Linked DNA regions of Mus musculus: region 1 is linked to region 2. The links are chromatin loops, found by intact Hi-C in ENCODE. Cell type or tissue: heart. All regions are shown on one strand.

The links. Hi-C counts contacts between places; a loop is a spot of excess contacts. Peaks named below come from ENCODE experiments on the same cell type or tissue, not always from the same donor. Only the 100,000 strongest peaks of a DNase experiment are listed, where the experiment ranks them.
Region 1: it touches region 2 in a loop (2.3-fold over the local background); 7 of 42 quality-filtered maps call a loop at or near these places.

What each region holds. Positions count from the first base shown.
Region 1 is chr14:79,031,249-79,039,248 of GRCm38, reverse strand. Vwa8 (von Willebrand factor A domain containing 8) reads right to left here. Exons shown (of 45, transcript NM_027906.1): 21 at 1,048-1,124. Among named protein-coding and RNA genes, the nearest start is that of Gm30970, 100 kb to the left of the region's middle. In heart, no CTCF peak of the experiment used is centred here; a DNase peak (open chromatin) is centred at 4,568; H3K27ac peaks cover 993 bases.
Region 2 is chr14:79,103,269-79,111,268 of GRCm38, reverse strand. Vwa8 (von Willebrand factor A domain containing 8) reads right to left here. Exons shown (of 45, transcript NM_027906.1): 37 at 7,573-7,777. Gm30970 (a long non-coding RNA gene) reads left to right here. Exons shown (of 2, transcript XR_383637.4): 2 at 4,032-6,672. Among named protein-coding and RNA genes, the nearest start is that of Gm30970, 28 kb to the left of the region's middle. In heart, a CTCF peak has its summit at 4,186 (motif pointing right); no DNase peak of the experiment used is centred here; H3K4me3 peaks cover 617 bases.

The sequences.
Region 1 (8,000 bases), 72 kb after region 2:
TCAAGGGTATGAACTCTGAGATGGAATGTTTGTTCTGGTTTGCTTTGTTTTTACTATTTTTTTTAAAAAATCATATTTCAACTTTCCTTTAGAACTTTTCTCTTTGACCTGCTAACTGTTCTTATTCTAAAAATTTCTCTCAGGAACTCATAATTATTTAGCAAAGAACTCAAACCAGATACTCATACTTTTAACACAGTCCAGTGTTCTTTCCATGACACTAGGTTTAAGCTGCCCAATACCTGTGTGTGTGTGTGTGTATGTATCTTGCTTGTGTCCTGATTTGCCCCAGTATTTAGTTTCTAGTAGATCTGCTGCTTCCATTTGACTTCTAAAATGAGAACCAGTCCACTGCTACAGCTTAAACAACTCACGCTGAGAAATCTCATTTGTTTAAGAGTTATCCCTGAACCACACTACTCCAACCATGCAAAACAAAATCATCCACACAGTATCTTAAGAAAGGCAAGTGATACTATGTCCTTTCCATAGTCTGTGCTCCTCATCCCACCCTGGGGCCCACAAAGCTTGTTGCTTCTCCCTGTTGGTCAGCTTAGCTTCTGAGTAGGAGCAGGGGCTTGGACACCACATGTCTTCCAACTTGAGTGCCTTGATGCTGATGAGACCTGCTGCATCTCTTTGTGCACAAGGCATCTATCAACTTGTGCTTACAGGGTATTCATAATTCAATACTTTTAAAAAGAGATTTACTTATGTCTACATGTGTGCCTGAGTATGGGGACCACACATGTGCAGAGGCCAGAAGAAGGCGCTAAATCCTCTGGAACTGGAGCTACAGGGGACTCTGAGCCACCACGTGGGTGCTGGGAAGCAAACCTGCATTCTCTGTAAGAGCAGCCAGTGCTCTTCTCCCTGAGCCATCCTTTGGCCCTCATGACATTTTAAGGAAAGGGGAGCTATGAGATTGAGGAATGGGAAGGAAGCTGGCTTATAAAGCAGGCTTTTAGGAGAGTCTATGTAATTCACAGGAGGAGAGAGATGACTAACTTAGTCAGAGCTTACAGGCCTCGTGGACGATTCTCCTACCTGTGCAGCTGTATATATTCTCGGGGTCTGTTGAGCAGGTGAAGGAATCGGTCCACAATCTTGTTCTTTCCTACCCCCTGCAAGGAAACAAACAGATTTAAGCAGTAAGAAGCTTTGGAGGTAAATTTCTGGCAAGCTACTTCTTCAAAGGTCTACTACTTTTGTTGTTACTAAACCCAAACCAGCAAACATGCATGGCACATCACCTGTGACCCAGAGGCCACTGAAGGCTTGCTCTGACTCTGAAGCGTGGCATCCCTACGCTGTTCTTATGAGAGGAAGTCCATATGCTGGCGTCTGCCTCTTGACCTCTGTTTTCACAATTAAGTCTCATATTACCACAGAACATCGAAGACTGCAGGTTATAAAATGCCATCAAAGGCAATCATTCATATATATCTATATATCTATATCTATACATCCACACACACACACACACACACACACATATGCTCTTCTTCAGTTCTTCAGAAATACATTTTTCAGTAATAGAAAGAGAAATAGAACACTGTAGTTCTTCTTGATTTAGTCCTGTACTTTTTCCTTTAAAACTCCGGGACTCTAACATTGGGCACATTAGCATAATCTGGCCATATGTGCTCTTCTTAGATGTGCCCTCTTTCCCTCTGACTCATGCTGGAGCTACTGACCTTCTGTAGAAGGTAGACCATGTGCCCACGTTACTTCGCTACAACTAAACCTAACCACTAGGCTGTGTGTGACGAGCAACAGTTCAAGAGTTGAGTTCAGCATCGTGGGAAATATCACTAACAGCATTAATTTCTTATACTTTCTCAGGGTCTCTGTCCTTATGTGCCATTTAATCACCACACAGATGTGGCGCCATCAGCTAGGAAATAAGACTGTCTTAATCTCACAGACCCAGGATGTAAGGCTCAGAAATGCTAAGCAGTACACCAGTCACAGTCACTGACAGGATTTAGTGCTGGGGGTTGGCCCTGATGCCCATCACTCTAGTTCCTGTGCAGTGGGTTATATTTTTCAGTATGAAATTCATTTAGACAATCTGGGCCTCAAGCTACGTCCTTGCTCACTCCTAGAAGCCATCCCCAAAGCGTCCCATTTGGTTATGAAAGCTGAAGAAGCAGCCTGACAGATTCACTAATGTGGAATACTGGGTCATTTCCTCTCTTAGGAATCGGCTTAGTGTCTCTGTGGATTTCACCCACAAAAACGTAAGCCCAGCACAGAAGCACAGGCCAGGAGAACTACCCTTGCACATCTGCATGTCCATCACAGCAGCATGGGAGCTTTAAATGGCATGCTGGAAGAAACTTAGTTTAAAACAGATAAAATCAGATGATGAAGATGTCTATGGTAAAACTTCCAGTTCTTTTAATTTCAGTAAGCACAGAGAAATGCAAACATCACAGACTCAAGGTAACACCAGACACAGCAAAAATCTAAAAGCTGTTGAGTCCTGAAAAGCATCAGGACCTCCGCCTCCTCATTAGCCATCACGGCAGAGCCTGGGGGCCCGGCAGAGGCCCAGGCTAAGATGCCCCATGCTCAGAGTCCACACTTGGTTGCTCGGCTGCACTGGAGACCCCTGTTCCTGCCAACTGTAGGGATGCGCAGGCCAGGCCGCACTCAGACTCCTGTGCACACCTACAGTCTTTCCTTTCATGCTCAGCAGGACAACACTGCTCTGCATTCCACCACTCAAGGCAAGGACATTAGTATAAATGCGTCTTTTCCCTCCCTCCCCTCCCTTCTTCCTTTCTCAGTTATCAGCTCCATGAGTACACAGGCTGAGAGCTGTCCTGAATGAGCTTGAGATGATAGCATATATGATAACATATATGATAGCATATATAACACTGGGCCATGCTTCATACAAACAGGGTGTAATATACATTATATTGTAGATCATCATGTGCTGTTTAAGCCCATTTAAAGTAAACAGCTGTGGTGGTAAATGTGTTTAGTCCCAGAACGAGAGGGGCAGAGGCAGGCAGATCTCTGTGAGGTAGAAGCCAACTTTGTCTACACAACTAGTTCTAGAACAGCCAGCCAGTGCTAGAAAGAGAGCCCTTATGTCAAGATTCAAAAATCAAAACAAATTTTAAAAGTAGGTGGAGCAAGAAGGCCCTCTTTTGCCCCCTTCAAATCCGCTGTCTTGGGACAGCTGGCCTCCTTACTCTAACAAAAGAAAACTAAAATGAGCTCAAAGGAAAGCAGCTCACCCTTGAGAACAGCCGGAAGCGGGACACTGCTGTTGTTTACCCCATAGAACAAAACGCCTGTGTGGAAGAGGGAAGGCAGAGCTCACTCATGGAGAGATTGCTCCGCTCTGCTGCTCTGCCCGGCCTTCAGTCCAGAAGGGCAGTTTCTGCGAGATGACTCTTAAGTGCCCAGGTGTGGTTGTTACAGTTTCTATATGCCCATTCATACTCATTCCAAGAAACGCAGCAAAGGAAACACTTTATGGAGGCCCCCAGCTGGATGTTTCAATGAGGCTTCAGTTTTTAGAGGATGTTTGTAAGCCCTCAGATTTGATGTTGTTTTTTGTTGTTTGTTTGTTTGCTCTCTTAGTTGGTCTACTCCGGTTGTCTGTGCTGGAGGCTGAGAGCATCGGTTAGCAGTGCGTTGGTATTGAGCGGCTGCTTCTTTCTGCTACTTGCTCTTTATTCTCCTTTGCTTGCTAGATACTTGCAAACCCACTGAAAGTGAAGGCCTGGCTTTCCTGGGTCATTTCCTAAGCAACCAGAACACAAGGGATCACTGCTGAGGTGCCCTGTGAATGTGGCTAAATGAGGCATCCAAGATGCTTTGAGTTTTAACCTGACACCGGGGAAGGTCCAGCACATGCAAGATTTGATTGAAAGTAATCATGAAATTAGAAGGCATGGGGAAGGGGGAGCAGGGGGTGTCCTAGGAGAGAGAGTGCCATAACGGGAGACTTGTGGCTCTGTGGTCCAGAGAGGATCGCAAGAAGTCAAAGACCACACAGAGGTGGAGAAGGGGTTTTAAGGAACAGGCTGTCTAGGGAGGTGGCTCAAAGTGTGGCAGAGGCCAGGCAGCCAAGAATCTGCACTGTTTCTAAGAGCAGCCACTGAGGCAGGGGAGTGGCAGAGTCAGATGTTCAGTTCTGGAAAACTAGTCTGATGGAATGGCAGAGAGAAAGAAGTGAGAGCAAAGGGAAGCAGTGGAGAAACTCTTTAAAGGATTCCATAATGAAGACGGCCTAAGCCCAGGAGCACAGAGAAGTCAACAGACAAAAGAGACAGTCAGGAAACTACTAACATCACTATGGAGGGTATGATGGAGGGTAAGGAGATGAAAAAAGACGTCAGCCTCCATCCTGGGCTGAGAGTGGTAAGAAGAGGCCATTAACTGAGAAAGAAATGGGGGAGGAGACGAGGGGTTGCTGGGTAGGCGAGGGAAGTTTACAAAGGCGGTTTAATTTTGGACATGTTTATTTTGAAGTGCCTGTTTCCCACAGCTGGTTCTTCCTCTTCAATTCACTGTCTTGACTCTAGAGCTGCACACCCTCCTGGGCTGCTAGAAAGGGCCCCGCTTGTCTCCCCACCTCCGCCCTCACCACAGCACAGCACACCCCGTACTTTGTTCGTCTCCTTTCCTAAGCCAGAGATCTCACTGGGTCACTTCCTACTTCACTTTAAGAGGCTCTCACAGTTCCTTCGAGGAAATGCTGACAGAATAATCTAGGAAGGAATTTCTGTAAATATCCTGAGCAAAATGAAACAATTACAGCTGTGTGTTCCTTCTCGTCATAGTTTTGTCTAGAACAGAAGATCCTCAGGAGTGCTTTAATTGAATAAGTACATAAATAATGCCTAATTTTTCTGTCATAAAAATTTCATGCACTCCCTTTTCCCACTGGGAAATGTAGACAATAAGATATTATTCAATATGTAACTGCTAAAACATTACCTGCTAATATTTTCCCTTAATCCCTGTGCAGGTTTATCTTTACTTACTAGCCACTATTCTAGAAATGCAACTTGTCTCTCTTAATAAAAGTAACATACAATAAATTCTTACATAGGTATTGAGATTATATTTGGTGAGTAACACTTTTTGAAAAGGTGAAGGTATTAGAGATCTCATGAAATCAGCTCTTTTCTCTCCATCATCGTCCTGCTGAGCCCTTCAGGACAGCGCACTAGAAGGAGGTGGCCTCAGAAGGGCCGGACTCAAAGGGCTGGAGTAACAGAGGATATGAAGCTCACAGGCAGAACTCAAACCAAAGGCCGGAATGCCACAATCTTCCAGCTTGGGGAGCTCGGGAGCTCGGGGCCACAGCTTTAAGAACTTTGATATATTCTGGGATCACATAAACTTATAGGACTTATTATTTTAGTTAAACTGTGTACTTGGGCAACTAAACCCCTTGTAGAAGACGAAAGGGATCTAGGGCTGCTTTCCTGAACACTCTATTTGTATTCTATCACAGAGGGAAAAGAGAAAAAGAACAGGAGAAAAGGGCTACGAAGAGTAGAAGTGAGGCCGAGGGAAATTCATCCAGAAATGGCTTTGGGCCCTGAGACTGAAATGTGAGACTTCACATCCGTGACAGGGACTTGAAGAGGCCCCTCAGCAAAGCAGCCTGGGGTTGACGTTTGCTCGCTTCACTGCTGTGGGTTCTGTCAGCCTCCTGTCTCCAAAACGGCTGACTACAGGGCTCATCCTATCTCATCTGCTATTTTCTAGCCCCCTCCCCCCAGCTTTCTGGTCAGATGTCCTCATCTCTCTGCAGCTTAGCCTGACTATGCTGTTTTCTCTCCTCCAACCCTCAGCTCAGAATCACTCCTCTATCCTTCTAGATCATGGCCATGCCCTAGAGGACACCAGTAAAGTCAGGCGCCTTGGCAAGAGGGCATCCCTCTCAGATGTCTCTCCCATGACTTGTGTGTAACCTTCAGGTAGGAAGCACCAGAACTGAAGGGAAGGGGAGTAAAGGGGGGGAAGTTGGAGCCCTGCACTTTGCTCTTCCTAATGGGACAGTCACCTCTTATAGGTGACTTCCAGTCCTGCACTTTGTTCTTCCTAGGGGGCCAGACATCTCTTGTCAGTGCCTTTTGTTCTTTATGATGAAAGTGTCTGTGATGCTCTGTACAGAAAGTGGAGATTAACATTTACAGAGCTGCTGCTCATACACAAACACCCCTTCAGCGCACAATGGCTCGCATGCTCACACCAGCCATGCACATGGAGACAGTCACATGCCTGTTTTGGAGGGGGTCACACTTAAATTAAGTTCTAGGCCATGGAGAATGGAAGATATCCCCATGTGCTGTAGCATCTTGAGCTGTACCTCATATTTTTATCACACAAAACAGACATCAAGAGGCAGCTCCCTTGACTGCTTTCAGGAGGCTTTGTGTAACAATGCCACGGAGTCAAACAAATGTCTGTCAACCCAAGGTTCTAAAATTGGTCAGACCAAGTATCTGGGAATGTCCTGCATGGAAGTGAGGGTGGCCAGTGAGGGACAGTCATCCGCAGCTGTGCTTATGTGCGCCCCAGTGCTTGCCATCGACAGGCGCAACTTTTGCTCTCCGCGGTGGCTGGCTTTGTCCTTCTTTCCAGACTCCCTTCATTCTCCAATAATTTGTACAATGCTGATTCAGTCTGCATGATATTTAGAAATTATCTTTCAAGAGCATCCCTAGCCCTTTTGTAGAGAAGTAACTGAATGTCCCTAAATATTACACACAGTAAACAATAGCAAAGTAAAATAATTGCAAGAACTGGAAAAAAATTCTAACTGGCTTTTTTAAAATTGAAGCTTTTTCACTGAATGGTGAACCTTCAAATCTTTTGCTTAACCTGCCTTATAGTTTATTACACTGCCTTATAGTTTATTACACTGCCTTATAGTTTATTACACTGGAGTTTGGACACCAGGATTATAATCTGTGGACCTGCTCTTACCTGGAGGTTGCCTAACCAGCCTCTGGGCTCGGGTTTGCCCATCGAAATACAAAGGTACAGGCTAACTGCTCTCTAAATACTACCATATCCTTTAGTCTTATGCCCAAGAAGGAGATTGCTGCCATACAATCAGTGACATATCTTTATTTTTTCAAGTTCTCTCAATAAAGGTATGTTATATAATCAGAAAAACAACTTTACTAACCATGAACAGGAAATGATCCTAAATATTCACCAAGTTGGATCTTGTAAAAAAGAAGACAGAGTTCAAAGGCATGGCTCCCACACAAAGCTTCCTTTTCTTACAGTAATAAAATCTGTATATCTGCAACCTACTTATGAAATACACGGTTACTACACACAGCAAAGAAAGTTTGGAAGTGTGGTCAGCCTCAGCACTACCAAACCAGCATGGAGGGGAAAGGAAGATCAACGCATCCTCCAGGAGAAAATACGAATGCAACATAAACATGGGAAAATGGTTTACTAAGAAACACAAGGCAGAAAAACTAAAATGGTGGAGAGAATGTGATAGAATAGCAAAACGTTTCCAGACTACATACAAATCGGGCAACTGAACTACTGAAGAAGCTTGGGAGGTACAAACACCAGCCTGAAGGTGAGCGTTGCTGTACCTGATGGAGCCAAGCACCCTAGCTGTGGATTGTGGCTGCTGGAATTACTGGAGTGTAGCACACTTAGTTACCCAGTTCCCTGCTGTCACTACCAGCAGGGGAATGCAGACGAGAACATTTCTGCACACACTGTTCAGTCCCTCTGCAGACATTAGACAATTACGCTGGCACAGGGACATGGCACACGCCTGATGAACACAGAAGAACCTGCTCGGGCCCACTCCCAACTAGTTAGCGCAAGTCACACATGCTTTAATTTTGGCCACAAAATATGTGCAGTGTCTTAATATTAAATAACTCAATTGTGAAACCTTTGTCCACAGAAAAAAACTGATCACAGTAAGCCTGTAATTAATAAAGGGAAGAAGATAGGAAATAATAACAACAATGGTTGCA
Region 2 (8,000 bases):
AGACAGGATTTCTATTTTTGATACTTGTTTAGAATTCTTACAGCTACAATTTTCAGTTTATAGGGCCATTTCTCTCAGTGGATATGCACAGTGTATATAGCTGATAATCTTACTGGATATGCACAGTGTATAGGACCATCTCTCTCAGTGGATATGCACAGTTTATATGGCTCTTTCACTAAATATAGGGCTCAGTCCCTAGGGCTGCCTCTCTCAGTGGATACACCCAAGATATAGCTGAAAACTCATAGCCTCCAAGGATCATCAGCTTCCCGATTCTTCTTAGGGCAGTGCTTGTTGGTTTCACTGTATGAGATGTGATTGTTCTGATGCTGTGATGGACTGGAATCCTTGGAGGGGTGGAAAACTTGACTAGTGACTGTTTCTGAACTGCAATGCATGTAAGACAGGCAGTCCCCATACAGGAGTGTCACTGGGAGGCAGTCTTCTTTCTAATTCTTTGCTCAACCGCAGATGTTGCTCCTGGGGTATGACTAGGCTGGGGATGGGCTTGAGAGCATCTGCCTGGGATGTGTGAGGCTCTGTTCAATCCAGCACTGGACAGGAAAAAAGGATTTTCTTTGTTTCTCTGTTTTGCTTTGCTTTATTTTTTGTTGTTGTTGTTTTTGTTTTTTGTTTCTAAAAGACACTGCTATCTGTAGTTGAGACAACCGTGGTTTCTATATTTCCCAGAGAGAGCAAGACACTTGTGTTGCAGTAAATCTCCAACCCAAATATGCCCTGGCAATGACAACACAACTCAGTTAATATGATTACATGCTGTGCGCCTAGATTGGGCAGATCTGCCACTACACTACCATCTTCCACATCTTATGAGATCCCTTAGAACTTGTGGTTTCTCCAGGCCATGAGCTTCTGCTCTGCTTTATTTTCTTCCTCCTCCTCTGCACTGCCTTTCTCTCAAACCTCCTTCTCTCTCCCCACCTTCTGCTCCACCTTCCCTTTTACCTGCCCAAGCATCAGCTCTCCTTTATTTCACAAATGAAGGTGGGAAGCAGGTTTACAGGAAATCACCTGAGTGCTGACTCATTCCTCGTTCACAAGCACTCACTAGAGAACGGAATTAACATCAAATATAATCAGCCCCAGGGCTATCCACAACACAGTGCAGTCTGCCTTCTTTTTAGAAACCATCAGTTTTCAAAGGATTGGGCATAAAGATAGTTCAGCTGATGGCACATAGGAACCAAACCCTACCTGCCTGTGAGAGATCACTGCATACACAATATCCCGGAATTTTGTAAATAGACCATTAACCTCTGGTAGCTGGAACAGTAGGGAGGAAAGGTTTACACCACAGAACTTGGCATACATCATTAGCACCCCCTGTCCGCAGTGGCCAGGACAGCCATCTTATCAGCAGATCCTAGGAACACCTGCCAGGAGAGCTTACATTCTCAGTAGGTACTCCTGAGAATCTTACAGAACCAAAAGTTACTCCTATGGATTTCTCTAGCAGGAATAAACAATAGAAAAGTGATTATAGGCATAGCCCAAGGGTCACCATGTAAGCAAACAGTAAAAGCCAGGTGTACTTATACATGAATAGAGATACAGCAGGAAATTGCAAAAGACTGTGAAAGGCATTGCTTTTCTGGGAAAAGGAGATTCCCACAGACAGCACGTGTGTAAGTGTTGGCTTGCAGACAATTCTGCTGGGCTCCTCCCAACAGTGATCTAGCAACAGCTTGTGTCACTGCCTGCCAGGTGTGAACCAGGTGCCCATAAACAGGACTGCCTGCTAGCCCAGCCCCTCTGCCTCTCTCTGCCTCTCTCTGCCTCTCTCTGCCTCTCTCTGCCTCTCTCTGCCTCTCTCTTTCTCTCTCTCTCTCTCTCTCTTTCTCTCTCTCTCTCTCTCTCTCTCTCTCCTCCCCTTGTTTCTCAATTTCTGTCCTTCTCTGTCCCTTCTCTGCCTCTACCCATTTCCAGGTCCCTGATCCCCACTCTTTCCCTGACAATAAACTTTCTTTTATACTAAGCCTTTTGAGTGGCAAGATTGTTCAGGGGATGCCTCAGCACTTCAGCACTGGCTGCCCAGAACTCCCAGCTCCTGCTATTGCCGATTTACATTTCACAACAACAATCACACAAGGCTTGAAGCATTCTGTAACAGTGACACACGGAAGCAGCCTGTCTCCAGAGTTATTGGCCAAAGCAAAGAACAAAGAATAAGTGGACCATGCTTTCTTTGAAAACTGAACAGAGCACTGTATATCACTAAAAGATCTTAAGATAGCTGCTTGGATATTGGGAAAAAGTTAAGTTTAAATAGAAGAGTAGCAATTATATCTGAAAATAGGCTTTCTTGTCCAACTGAACTCTTAAAACTGCAAAACTACTGAGCTAATGGCTAGAAATGGCCAACCATTGACAACAGAACTGTCACTTACACCTGCTGGCGGGAAAATCCGTTTTTTGTTTTTGTTTTTGGTTTTTTTTTTTTCTGAGACATTGGGTATATCATTCACTCCAGGTCCTCAGGCCTCATGATGAGGAGTAGTTGACCAACATATAATAGAATCCACTCTGTGTGTGTGTGTGTGTGTGTGTGTGTGTGTGTGTGTGTGTGTGTAGACATGTACTTTTTACTTGGTTTACAGTTTGGTGAGTCTTTTCTGTTTGGGTAGTGTTTTATTTTGTTTTCCTGGACTGGAGGATTTTGTTGCTGCACTGGCTTTTGTTTGTCTTGAGAAAAAACTCAAGGGGGGAAAAGATCTAGAAGGACTTGGGGAGGGGAAAACATGATCAAAATAAATTTAAATTGAAAAATTGTTTTAAGCAGTAAACATAAGATAAAAAAGAAGATAGACTTGCATTAGCTTTTCCTCACTAAAAACAAACAAACAAATCTGCCAACCATTAGGTAGCCATTGGCGTTTGGGTGAGAGTGTTCCACACAGGCACATGCACAAGTGGTGGAACTGTTTGGGAAGGATTGGGAGGTGTGATGTCGTTGGAGGAAGTGTGCCACTGGGGCTGGGCTTTGAGGTTTAAAGAGCTTCCAGCCACCCCCAGTGTCACAGCTCCTGCTGTGGCTTAGATGTGAGTGGTCAGCTGTTCCTGCTCTCGGGGACCCTAACCCTCCAGAACCATGAGCCCAGTTGAACACTTTCTTTCGTAAGTTGCCCTGGTCGGGGTATTTTATCACAGCAACAGAAACGCACCTATCTATATACAATAAACTACATGTATTCATAGTCCCAGAGTGTCTTTCTTCTGTGCTTTTTTCTGGGCATCTCTTGCTGTCTCAACACCGAGTGTGTGCCTCCCGTGTGTACTGAGCACAGTCCTGACTGCTGCGCATGTGTGTTCTAGTCCCGTGCAGTGATGACTCAGGACAGTCCATCCATTTTAAAGTTCACGGTTAAGTGAGCACTCTTCAGACTCCAGCAGTGCCATATGGGGTCTGCTTTCTGAACTTCCTGCTGCTATTAGAAAGTGACATCTGAAGCTACTATCGGTCAACCTTTTCTCATGAGAACAGTCATTGACAGCTTTGCAGATTTGATTTTTTGAGGAAAATGGAGTATATTTAATAGAATTGTTTAGAAGAATAAAAATGTAATACAATAAAAAAATGAAGCAACATTGAGAATATAACTAGGTGAGTTTTGGCTTATAATAGCCCATGGTTTTAAAAATATAGACTAAAAGTAATAACTCTCGAGTCTAGGGACTCCAGTTGTAGTGATACTTGAATTTATTGTTATAGTTGTTCTAACTATAGGAAAAATGCATATTCTTCGTCAGAGTGTCAAATTAATGAACATAAGTTATACAAAGAGTTCAGTAAGCTCTCCCTGTGTTATCATTTGAAAATATAGCGGGGAATTCACTAACGAAAACTCAAACAAGTCTGTCTTCTAAGCTAATGCTGCTTGACAGCAGGAGGCAGCAAAGACAGCAAGGACAGCGCAGCTAATTGTCTGTGTGTCTGAGGACAGTCAGTCTGCTATACTCAGAAGAATCACGGAAAGATGAAGCAGATGGCTTGAAAGATTGTTTTCCAGGCCATCACTGCTGACCTAAATAAAGGAGCTTCCACTACCCAACAGAAGCCACACAAGGGACTGTGGAAATCTCCCAAGCAGAAGGCTGACTTCCCAAGTGCTGGCGTACAAAGGTGAGCATTCATTTCAATAATGTGTAGTATACCTGATCGCCACTAGATGGCGATGCGGGCACTTCACCAGAGTCGGAGGAAAGCTGCTGGCACCCAGAAGTAGGGCAATAGGAACTAGGTATCTTTCCCCGCTACTTCTGTAAGACAGATTTCCCAGGCTCCAAAACCAGGAGCAGAACCCTTCTGAGTGAAGAGTCCACTGATGACGCAGCTTGCAGGTTGACGAGGAAGGGAACTGTAGAGGACAAGCCTTACTTCTTATTACTGGCAACGACTCTTAGACTTGGCTGTACAGTCTACTTGTGAATCACAACAGAGTGGGCCTAAATAGAGCAACTAGTATTCTGCCTCATTATTTACCAAGGAATTTGACCAAAAGCCACAAACAGTGGTAGACTACTTTGAGAATTCACTGTGGCCACTTAGCCTGAGGATGCACACTCTCAAGTTGTTTTTCTACCTGATGGTCCAAGTGCGCACACTTCCTGTCCATCCCACAGATCGAGGGACAATGGAGTAAAAGCAGCATGCTGGCATGGGAGTTTCCCCATCAAAACACCACTTAGTTCCAATTTGTATTGCTTTATTACTAAGTGTGTCTTATGTCTGCTTGCTGAACTTTGAGCTGAGGACATGAAGCTATACATTTCTGAGAAACACTTGATTAGAGGAAGTTCATATAATAATATTTTGGTTGTCCTTGAGATAATTTTGCTCGTTTGCTTTGAGTCCCCATATCCAATGACAATGGCACTTTCTGTTCTAGTAACCATAGAGATGTGTAATGCCCTCAACAGCTTGTCTGAAAACCAGTCTTTGCTGAGGATGCCCCCCTGGGAGAATATCTGGCTCGTGGGCTCCATCTGCTTGTCCATGTCACTTCACTTCTTGATCCTCTACGTGGTACCTTTGCCACTCATTTTCCAGATCACACCGCTGAATCTGACCCAGTGGCTGATGGTGCTGAAAATCTCCTTGCCTGTGATCCTCATGGATGAGACGCTCAAGTTTGTGGCCCCAAACTACCTGGAACAACCCGGTAAAGAGTGTGTGCAGCCTGCCACCAAATCTTCCTGCTCCCTGTCTCAGTTCCCTTCCTTGTCAAGGCTAAGGGTGGGGAAGTCTGTGCTTTGTCCTGGGTCTCAGGACACAAGGCTGTGTGTGCAGTGCAGGAGTCTGCAGGCAGTGTGGGGAGCGTGGCCGTTGCCAGTGGCCTGAGCAGTTTTAGCCTCCACCTGCATCCTATCAATAGATTCCCTTCACCCGCTTGTTGTCAGGGTCAAAGGGAGACTTCAGGTGAACCTGGGCAGCATAGGTGACCCCCATTCTCTCCAAGGCATACTCTCCATTCTTCACAAAGTCCAGAGAGACAGGGCCACCACTGGGGTCTCGGATGTAGCCATAGGCGATGGTCTTAAGTTAGATAGCTTAACTATCTAGCTTCAGTTACCAGTGTCATTCAGCTTAGACAAGACAGAGCAGAAAAGAAGACATCAATTGTGTGTACCCATTAGTAAAGTAGGGAGCCGGGACAGCAAAGGTTCTTAATATGTCCAGAAAAGCCCTGGGACTGAAAGAGCTGCAGATTAAAGCACAGAGAGATGGGCTATGTTTTAAACAGCCAAGAACCATTATTAAAATTGTAAGTAAAGATTCTTTCAGAAAAAGAAATAAGAGGCTTAATTTAGGTCACCGATATTTTCTTTTCCTTCCCTCTCCTCTCTCTCCTTTTCCCCTCCCTCCGTCCTTCTCTCCCTCCCTCCCTTCCTCTCCTTTGTTTTTGTTTTTTTCTCTGTGTAACCCTGGCTGTCTTGGAACTTGCCCTGTAGACCAAGCTGGCCTTGAATGCAGAGTTCTGCCTACCTTTGCCTCCCAGGTGCTGGATTAAAGATGTGCACTGCCACGCCCAGCCCCGTTTTCTTTCCCTTTTATACTTTAGAGACGAGACAGGGTCCTGCTATGGAGCCTGGATTATCCAGAACTCACTATGTAGTTCAGGCAGGTCTTGACTTTATGATTGTCTTCCTTCACATAACAAGTGCTGGGGTTACAGGCATGCATCCTTCAAATAACAAGTGTGCTCCACCACACCCATTCACATCCCGACCACAGGTAAAGCATGACCTTTGAGCTCCACATTATATGAGAAATTTAAAGAACATATTTGAAGTTCAAACACAATAGTATTTACTGCTAGGCATCAGTGAAAACAGAAGTGAAGGAAAACTGGTTCAAATAGAGGGAATGCTACCGTTTGGAATAGTTCTGAAGAGAACCACAAGTAACAGGTTCCATAAAAATCCCTGAGCACGGTGGATGCACAGGGGCCATCTTGCTGCTGCAATAGAGCTACTGACTTACCAACATTGTTTTAGGCAATGCTTTTGTCTTAACTTAATTAAACTAATATGTTTATGTGTCTTCAAAAGAATTGGAAGTCAGTAGCCTATTTTGGTTTGAGATTTTAAAAACATTCCTGTAAGCTAAAAAAAAAAAAAAAAGAAAAAACAAAATTCTAAGACAACACTGTATCATCCATCCACTCACAAAGACACTTACACCTCTTTTAAGGAAAATCATATGAAATAGTAATTATTAGTCTATTACTGAAGGAATGATACAGGGTAATGCCTTCCCTTGCTAATGGAGGTTTGCAGAGTGACAAGGCAGCAACCCACTCACCCTTCTTTCTGTTCACTAATTAATTAGTTATCCAACTAACTAGTTTTGGAGACTACCTTTCTGTTTGCTACATAACAGTGATATTTAACAAGAAAAGATTTCTTTGTGAAGATTAAAACCAATTGCAGACATATCCCACTAACTTCCGCTTCAGACTAAGTAAGCCTGCAGCCCTCCTGGTTCCGCCAGCTCGTTCTCATCAGCATCAAGATTAACGAGCTTCATTGCAGCTTCCTCACCTTCCAAGGGCTGTGCTGCTCTCTCAGTCAGAGCTGCACCTACTCATGGCACCTGCCAAGCATGCACCACCTGCAGACACGTGCTGGTACAAACTCTACCAGAGGCCTGCGTTGCTGTCCTACCTTATCCAGTCTCCAGCCCCAGACCTTAAAGGAGCCTGCTGTACACGGCAGCCCCAGGTTTCCTTCCTAGGCAGCAGGAATGGCTGTCGACAACCATGCTGATATCAGGAAGAGAGGATGCAGGAATCCGGAGATGCTTACGTCTAAAAACTACACGTTGCTTATATCTGTACGTTTTAACGTTAGTAACACTTAACATTGGCAGAAGACTAAGACACGGGCTTACTTTGTCACTCTCAAGACGGATAGATTGTTTTTCCTATTAAGAGTCTAAAAATAAATTTTAGCCATTCAAGCAGCTGTTGGAGTGGCTAAGCCAGAAGTTCCCTTAATGGCAGCATTTGAAAGCAAATTCATTTGTGAGAGGAAAGTTTTGAGAGATACCTGCACATGTTTGTCACTGTCTTGTCCAATCATGTTTCTCCATTCCATGAGCGACTGCTGCAGACGTTCAAGTCCAGTTTCCCAGAGCCTGACACGCCCTCCCATATCAACAGTCACGACGCTGCTCTTGTCCCACTCAGCCAGCAGAGCATCTGTGTCTGAAATAGCAGATATCCATGCGGTGTATGGCGAGAGAGACTCTGCGCTGAAAAAGGAGCCCAAAGGAAGAACAAGTCGCTCATACAGAATGCAGTGTATACAGATGCAAACAGCTTATGGGGACCATGGGGAAGTGACACTACTTCAGAAATGCTGACAGTCGTTAGGTCAGGTTTTGACAAAATGACACAAATGTAGATGTGTTTGCAAAGACAAACCTTAATTGAGAAAAACACTTGCACCAGATTGCCTATAGGCAACTCTGTAGG